3 separate regions of the Mus musculus genome follow, and regions 2 and 3 are each linked to region 1. The links are chromatin loops, found by intact Hi-C in ENCODE. Cell type or tissue: gastrocnemius. All regions are shown on one strand.

Region 1 (2,500 bases):
TTTCATTTGGGAACACAAACTGTTGAGGTGGGCGGTCTGTTCCATCCCTGTGCCTTACCAGGCTCACAGCTGGCCACTGCTGGGAACAGAGAAGGTAGTCAGGTTTGCAGAGCCTGGACGAGAAAGGCGAATGGCCTTTCCACTCTGCTGAGGTCAGCCCACCTGACACACCTCTTCTGCCACCGTATGTCAGAGGCAATAGACAGAGAATCAGGTGGCCTCCTGGGACAGAAGTTAGCCCATTTTTTCCATACATAGAAGAGTCTGATTGTCCAAAGACCCAATAAGAATTATAGAAATGCATCAGGGCAGTGTTGGCACACACCTTTAATCCCAGCACTCAGGAAGCAGAGGCAGGTGGATTTCTGAATTCAAGTGCAAGCTGGTCAACAAAGTGAGTTCCAGGACAGCCAGGTCTGTTACAGAGAGGAACCCCATCTCAAAACAAACAACCACAGAAGGAACTACAGAAATGCATTACCAATGAGATGAGAAATCCATTACCAGTGATACCATACATGGCTCAGCAGCAAACAGCATCGTTGTTTGCTCTAGAAATAAAGATGCTTAATTAAAGTCAGGCAACAGGCACATTCCCACAAGGTGGAGGCACATTACTAACTAGTACTTAGTAGAGTACTTAGTGCTTGCTTTAGCGTACACAAAGCCCTTGGGCATTATAGGTATGGAGAGACGACTTACTCCTGCAGAAGACAGGTGACTTGACAAATACGGAGGGGCTCTGAGAGTCTACTCTCAGCCTAGGCTGTCTTAGTTCAGATTGCTATTGCTGTGATGAAACACCGTGACCAAAGCACCTTGGGGAGGACAAGGGTTATGTGACTTCCACTTCCACATCTCAGTTCATCTTAAAAGGAAGTCAAGACAGCAACCCAAACAGGGCAGAAGTCTGGAGCAGGAGCTGATGCAGAGGCCATGCAGGGGTGCTGCTTACTAGCTTGCTCCTCATGGATTGGGCAGCCTGCTTTCTTTTAGAACCCAGGACCACCAGCCCAGGGATGGCCCAACCCACAATGAGCTAGGCCTTCCCTCCAATCAATAATTTTAAAATGCCCTACAAGCTTGCCTACAGTCAGAACTTATGGAGGCATAAAGAGTTCAAGGCCAGCCCAGGCAACATAAGACCCTATCTCCGCACAAAGGAGGGAGGACAGAAAACATCTTGTTCCATGACACGCTTCATTTTACCTTCATTTTAGGACATGTACACAGGATTTACCTCTCCTGCTGTTAATGAAATTGAGCTGTGTCCAAACAATTTAGAGGCAGAAAACAGACAAACGTGGTTTCCTTTGCTTTTACTTAATTAAAATGGTTTTGGACTCAATATAAAGCAGTAAAATTAAGTGTAGACAACACAGTTTATTCTTTGGTGAAGACAGAAGACAGAATTTACCCACCAGATCTGCAATTTCTGGATCTTGTCAGTAGGTGGCAGCATTGTCTATGATTTGGTGGCTGCGTTGCGAGACCACCCAGCCCTCCAGGCTAACAAATCCTTTCTCTTGATGTTTCCCCCACTCGCAAGAGTTCTGCCAGGATCTAAGAGTTGACAACTGGAACATTATTTCCTCCAAACACTGAGACTGGCTTTTTAAATTTTTTTCCTTTTTCACCCTTTGGTATGTATACGTGTGTAGGCATGCATGTGTCTGTGAGTCAGTCTGGACAGCAAGCACCTTTACCTGCTGAGCCATCTCAACAGCCCAAGACTGAATTTTAAAGCACCAGCGAGGTGACTCCTGGCACCGTGTCTCTGGGGTGTTACTGTTTCATGGGGATCCCTGAGTTCTAGCAGCTCTGCTTTGGTGGGCCTGGGGGAAAGTATCAGCTGATTCCTTAAGGCTCCTTCTCGAAAACTGTTGGAGTGCTACGTTTGCCAAGTTTGGCAAGTGGGGAGAAATTTTACAATCATGCATGAAGATAGAGCTAAGCATCCTGTTACTGTGAAAGAAAAATAGAAAAAGAGTTGGGAGTTTACATTTTTGTTCTAATTCACTTTAATTATCAAAGGAATGCAGTATATTCACTGCCCACATGAAGCCGTCTTTGTAGAATCTAAAGGGGCCCGTGAAGCCAGACCCTGATGGGTCTAAGAAGGATGTGAGGTTTCTTGCACGGTGTAAATGCAGAACGTAGACGAGAGAAAGGCAGCCGAAGACAAGCATGCACTCAGAGCCGCGGGGCCACCCTGGCCAGATTCCACATGCTGCAGTGAGGGGTGGGCTGAGGGCGTAGAGGATGGGCTCTTGTCCTCTTGACACTTAGAGTCTCTGAGGTCAGAGAATCAGAGCGTGGGTCTGAGGCAGCTGCTACTGCCATGGGACAAAGGAGGGAAGACTTCTACCAGCCTGTGAGCCGGGTGAGCCCCGATTATTAGCTCAAACATACAGAGCTCTTGTTTTGTTTTGTTTTGTTTTGTTTTGTTTTGTTTTGTTAAGAGAATGAATAAGACAGACCTCTAGTATGCGCTGCGCTT
Region 2 (2,500 bases), 710 kb after region 1:
AATCTAATGCCCTCTTCTGGCCTCTCTGGGCACTAGGCACACAGGTGGCACACAGACACGCAGGCAAAACACCCATATACATAAATTCTTGAAAAATTTTTGCCTAGGTCAAACATAACTAGGGAGGCCAACTCACACTTGCGAAGCCTTAGTAGGGCATCTTCAACTCACACAGAAAAGATTTTCTTATGTTTATCTATTAGCCTAGGCTGACATGCTCTCCTGACGTTTCTGTGTTAGCATCCCAAGTGCTGGGATTACAGCTGCACGGTTCTAGCTTGTCTTCCTCACTAGGACGGGGGTGGGGGACTTTCTAGTTGAGACCACAACCTGGGCTGCTGAGACTAATAGACTCGGGACACTGCTGTGCCCTTCCCAAGCACAGCACAGAAAATGTCCCTTCTGCTGGCAAGCACTGAACCAGGAGTCAAGTCAGAAGGGAGGGGATGGATGGTCCTTAGCGTGTCCTTGAGCAGACAGCTGAGGGACATGAATGGCTTAGGAACACCCCTGGCTCTTCCACCCAACCCTTTCCTACCTTGATTGGGCAAGAAGGAAACAGCCGCTTGTTTTCTAAGATGCTGACTTTAATGCCCTCCTCCCTCTCCCCACCCACGGCACTTTCCTCTCTCTTAAGGCAGATGGTAAGGAGGTAACAGATGTCAGACACAAGGCACTAGACCTGGGAGGGAGGAGGCAAGCAGGGTGGGGAGGCCCAGGGGGATTCTAGTCCTTAGGACAGAACAGGAGGGCTGCAGCCACCGGCTCTGGCCTTCGAGCACAGGGCCCAAAGTTTCTGGTTTCAGAGAGAAGCCCGGCGCTCCAGCTGTTCTGCTGCAGCCTTAGCCTGCTTCCTGTGCACCTTTTCTAAAGGGCAGAGGGCCTGAGCAGGCAGGAGAAAAAGCTGCAGCCCAGAAACAGACGGCCCTGCCCTTCGGATAGCTTCAAAGAAAGGCCCGGTGGGTTCCCAGAGGGCCCCACCTTGGATGTGCCAAGCTCTGCTCCTGGCACTCAGAGCCCACCACGTGGGTCCTGCAACTCCAGATGCGGCCCTCTTGATTCACAGCATAGTGGTCACGCTCTGCAAAGTGGCCCTGCTGCATACCCACCAGCCATTTCTCACAGCAGAAAGATGGTGCCCTGACCCTCACCATCCCCCTTCACAGACTGAGCTTAATTAATGCCCAGCATTCAATGCACCACTGGTGAAGCAGCTGCAGCAGAGCGTCTCCAGCCAGAGAGGACCGGGATTATTAGTACAGCTAAGTACGCGCCATCAGGTGGACAGAAGGGGTTGCAGGCTGCTTCTTCTCAGAACTTAGCCATTTTCCAGCTTTTCCTGCCCCTGTTCTTGTCTGTCCCATACCTTGCCCTGCCCTTTATCTGAGGGCCCGGTTTCACCTCCTTATTTCTTTAGGGCTGGGAGGCTGGGCTCTCTCTGCAGGAGGGCAAGGCCACAAGGGCACTAGGCTTGCAGTATACACATTTCCTTCCCTTCCTGCCTTTCTATGTTGCTTGAGTCCGTCCCCAAGTCTCTCTTAAGTAACTGAAAGGCTATTCATGTCACCTTTGGTGATGCCTTCCTATTCTCTCCGGGTCTTACCTGGCAGGAGAGTCAAAGGAGAAGGGGCATTTCTTCTTCTTGCTTGATCTTGCTGGTTTTACACCAGCCCGTATGTCAGACACTTGGGAGAATGGGCCCTCTGCCCACCCATTCCCACCCGACACCCCACTGCAGTAGGAAGATGCCACCAGTGTTGGGCTTCCAGTCTAGAGAACTCTCTGTCTGTCCGACTTGGGTTACTGGCCCGATTGGGTTAAGGCCAGCTGTTCAGTAGCCACCAGGAGAGATGTGTGGGTTTAGAAGGCACGGGCTGGGCCTGGAGCTGGAAGTACTCTGCATGGGACCAGCACCTCAGGGTGGGTCTGAGGTCTGCAACGTACAGCTTGACCCCAGACGGTGCTGGGTCTAGACAGAAGTCTTCATTCTCTGTTAAAAAATTACCCACATTCCCCCTCCCACCCCAAATAAAATCTGTCCCATTGAAGTTTCTGGTTCACAGTCACCACTCCCTGTGAGGAGCACTGGGCTGTGGGAATGCACCTTAGTGGACAAGATGGTATTCTAAGCAAGCAGGTGTTGTCTTCCTGACCTCACTGCCCAGCATCTGTCCATCTGTCAACTTGGTGAGCAGCAGAGGAGCCTTGGCGCTCGCCTATCCCTGCATGAAGGGACAGTTCCCGGTGGAGAGGGCAATTAGTGCTGAGGCTTCAGGTCCTCAGAGTCCCTCCTCAGCAGCAAGCAGGGCACTGAGGTCAACCGCAAGTCAAGGAGCTCTAAGCGGCTGGCCCACCCGGCGTCACGGCATCTTCATTTGGCGACGGTTCCACATGCCTCGCTTGGAATGGAAGTGATGGAAGAAGTTCCTGAGGGAGAGCCGCTCCACTTCCAGGCCTGCTTGGAGAATCCTGGAGGGGAGAGGGCAGTGTGAGCCAGCAA
Region 3 (2,500 bases), 430 kb after region 1:
AGTCCTGGAACTTGCTTTTTAGACCAAGCTGCCTTGAACCTGTCCTCTCCCTCCTGAGTGCTGGGATTAAAGGTGTGCACCATCACACCTGGCTCCTATTAGTTCTGCTGTTAGTGTTTTTTTGAGCCATCAAGTAATGTTTGAACACTGACACTGGCAGAATTGGTGTAACTTACAATTGAGATTACTGGTAGTTTAGGCTTCTTGCATGGCTGTACTTGGCAAAGGCATAGTTAGGGTAAGATTCTTATCATACTACATGAATAGTGCACCATTTTAAAGAATTGTTTTCTCTGGCTGAAGAGCCTTTGAGTGAAAAGCCATGGGTTGTTGGGAAGCCATAATTTCTCACTTAAAGAAGGGTGGAATTGGCTACACAGAGAAACCCTGTTTCGAAAAAACAAAACAAAAGAAGAAGGGTGGAATCATGATCCATATGGTTTCTGGGAATTGAACTCAGGATATTTGGATGAGAAACTACTTAGCTGTCTCCCTAGGAATAGGTGTTTTAAGGAAGTAACTGTTCTTTAACTATACCACACCCAAAGTTTCATGATTCTTTTCAAAGGAACAATGAACTTCCAATTCTACTTAAGCTGAATTTAGGGTTATGCTATGAGGGAATTGGTGAGTCCCTGGGACCAGGCACAGGCTTGGTGAGAAAGAAGTGCCTCTAGCCCCTGTGCCTAGTCTTGAAGCAGGGACAAGATCTGTTGGTGAGAAACTGAGACCTATGTCAGACGCTGTTGACTGACAGCAGTTTGCAATAATTTCCCTGCCATCTAACAGCTGTTGCTTTGCCTTTTCCTGAGGACTAGCAACAGACTCCTTGGAGAAGTGCCACTTTCACCCTTAACAGCACGATTTTAGTTATAAATGGTAGGGCCAGTGAGGACAAAAGGGTTTTTTGTTTGTCAGAAAGAACAACCCACAGTTCAACAAAAGCAAGTTTGGTTTATTTGAATGGTTTCATTAAATAAGTCTACAAAGGTAACAAACTGAAGCACAAAGCGCAATCTTACAGAAGCGCAGCCCCCGGAGTTAGTGCAAATGTACAGGTAACGGCTGCTGAGAAACCCCAAGGTTTGAATTCAGTTTTAAACAGTGTACATTGTTAAATAACGTAAGGAAAACATTTATAATTCGGAAAGTTCTTTTTAAATGTGGAAAGATACTCAAAGTGTACTATTAACACAAAAATAATTTAAACAGTTCAGTAGCACTAGCTCGTTTCTCTAGGCTTCAGTTATTTCATCCACAGGAGGGGGAAACCAACAGTAAGTAAACCTCTGTGAAGGGGGAACAGACCTCACTCAGAATGACTAAACCAAACACCACATGCTGCATTTGGCTCCCTCTACTGCTGGTATGAAGCACTCAGTCATCCTGTAACCTGCTTCACTCCCACAGTACCTCTTACCGCTCCCAAAAGGAATAAATGAGTCAACACTTTGGTAGCACGACCTGAAACAAAAGCCCTGCTCATTACACTTCCCTCTCCTGAAACTTTCAGCTCTCACTTGTATCTTTGGGCCTCGACCAACTTAAAAAGAACAAGACTCTTACAGGAAGAAGCCTTGCTAGTGTGGCAACTCCTGGGATGTGTCATAAAGTTGGAAATGTGTCAGTTCCCAACTCAAGGTGAAGGAGGAAGCACCCAAGAAATGAGTTCTACTTTTTCCACTTTTCCAGAATATTCAGATCCCAAACAGCCAATTAGGTCCCTATTGCCAGAAAATCAGATAATACTGGTTGGTTGCTGTTATTTGGGGATATGGGTATGAAAATGTGAGAGTATTAGCTCTAATATAGAAGTACAGGCAGCACAATAGATTCTGACTGTGCAACCATTTGGACAGCTAGGAAAGGAAATAAGCACTTTTTCCTACAATGCTTAGAAAGTTAGAAGTGGGTTGAATTCCCACAATACAGTACTTAAAGCAGAGAAAGTGTGGTGGTACTTGTGCAACAAGAGGTGGGGGCAACCGAGCAGGTTTCCTTAGAGCAACATTTTCCATCTGTGACTTGGCACTGTCATCCTTCCCAACTTAAAATCTAGCCCACTCCCCTCTTTTTGTTTAATCTCTTCTAGATCTCGTTTGTTCACTGGCCAAGCATCACTTCAAACAAGCTTGTCCCCACATCTTCAGTCCTTATCTTTCACACACAGCTCACAACCCTCCTCATTCTTTCTGAAACAGAACTTTGTTTTCAACCACTGATGCCAACTTCACTGTGCTCACCTTACACCTGCTCTAGGCAAAATTGAAACGACTGAGAAAACAAAACAAAACAAAACAAAATAATAAACCAAACCAAAACCAAAAACACTTTCATTTTCCCTTTGGCATATCCACTGCTGGGGTCATGTGGACCTAAGATTTCTTTCCACATACCCTTTGGTGACCTGGGGTCTGGTAAGTTGATGCTAACAGCAGAAGCAATAGAAGTCCAAGGCACTAAAATATCCAGCAAGCAATACTGGGAGAACAGAAGTATT

What was found. Hi-C counts contacts between places; a loop is a spot of excess contacts. Peaks named below come from ENCODE experiments on the same cell type or tissue, not always from the same donor. Only the 100,000 strongest peaks of a DNase experiment are listed, where the experiment ranks them.
Region 2: a loop joins it to region 1, with 2.5 times the contacts of the local background. A loop is called at or near these places in 31 of 42 quality-filtered maps.
Region 3: it touches region 1 in a loop (4-fold over the local background); 31 of 42 quality-filtered maps call a loop at or near these places.

Annotation. Positions count from the first base shown.
Region 1 is chr6:119,488,467-119,490,966 of GRCm38, forward strand. All of the region lies in intron 1 of Wnt5b (wingless-type MMTV integration site family, member 5B), which reads right to left. Among named protein-coding and RNA genes, the nearest start is that of Fbxl14, 10 kb to the left of the region's middle. In gastrocnemius, a CTCF peak has its summit at 1,461 (motif pointing right); a DNase peak (open chromatin) is centred at 1,471; H3K4me3 peaks cover 877 bases.
Region 2 is chr6:120,201,450-120,203,949 of GRCm38, forward strand. B4galnt3 (beta-1,4-N-acetyl-galactosaminyl transferase 3) reads right to left here. Exons shown (of 20, transcript NM_198884.2): 20 at 1-2,469. The coding sequence ends at 2,361. Among named protein-coding and RNA genes, the nearest start is that of Gm25327, 59 kb to the left of the region's middle. In gastrocnemius, no CTCF peak of the experiment used is centred here; a DNase peak (open chromatin) is centred at 1,085.
Region 3 is chr6:119,923,035-119,925,534 of GRCm38, forward strand. It overlaps Wnk1 (WNK lysine deficient protein kinase 1), which reads right to left. Exons shown (of 28, transcript NM_001199084.1): 28 at 935-2,500. Among named protein-coding and RNA genes, the nearest start is that of Rad52, 22 kb to the left of the region's middle. In gastrocnemius, a CTCF peak has its summit at 1,365 (motif pointing left); a DNase peak (open chromatin) is centred at 1,371; H3K27ac peaks cover 692 bases.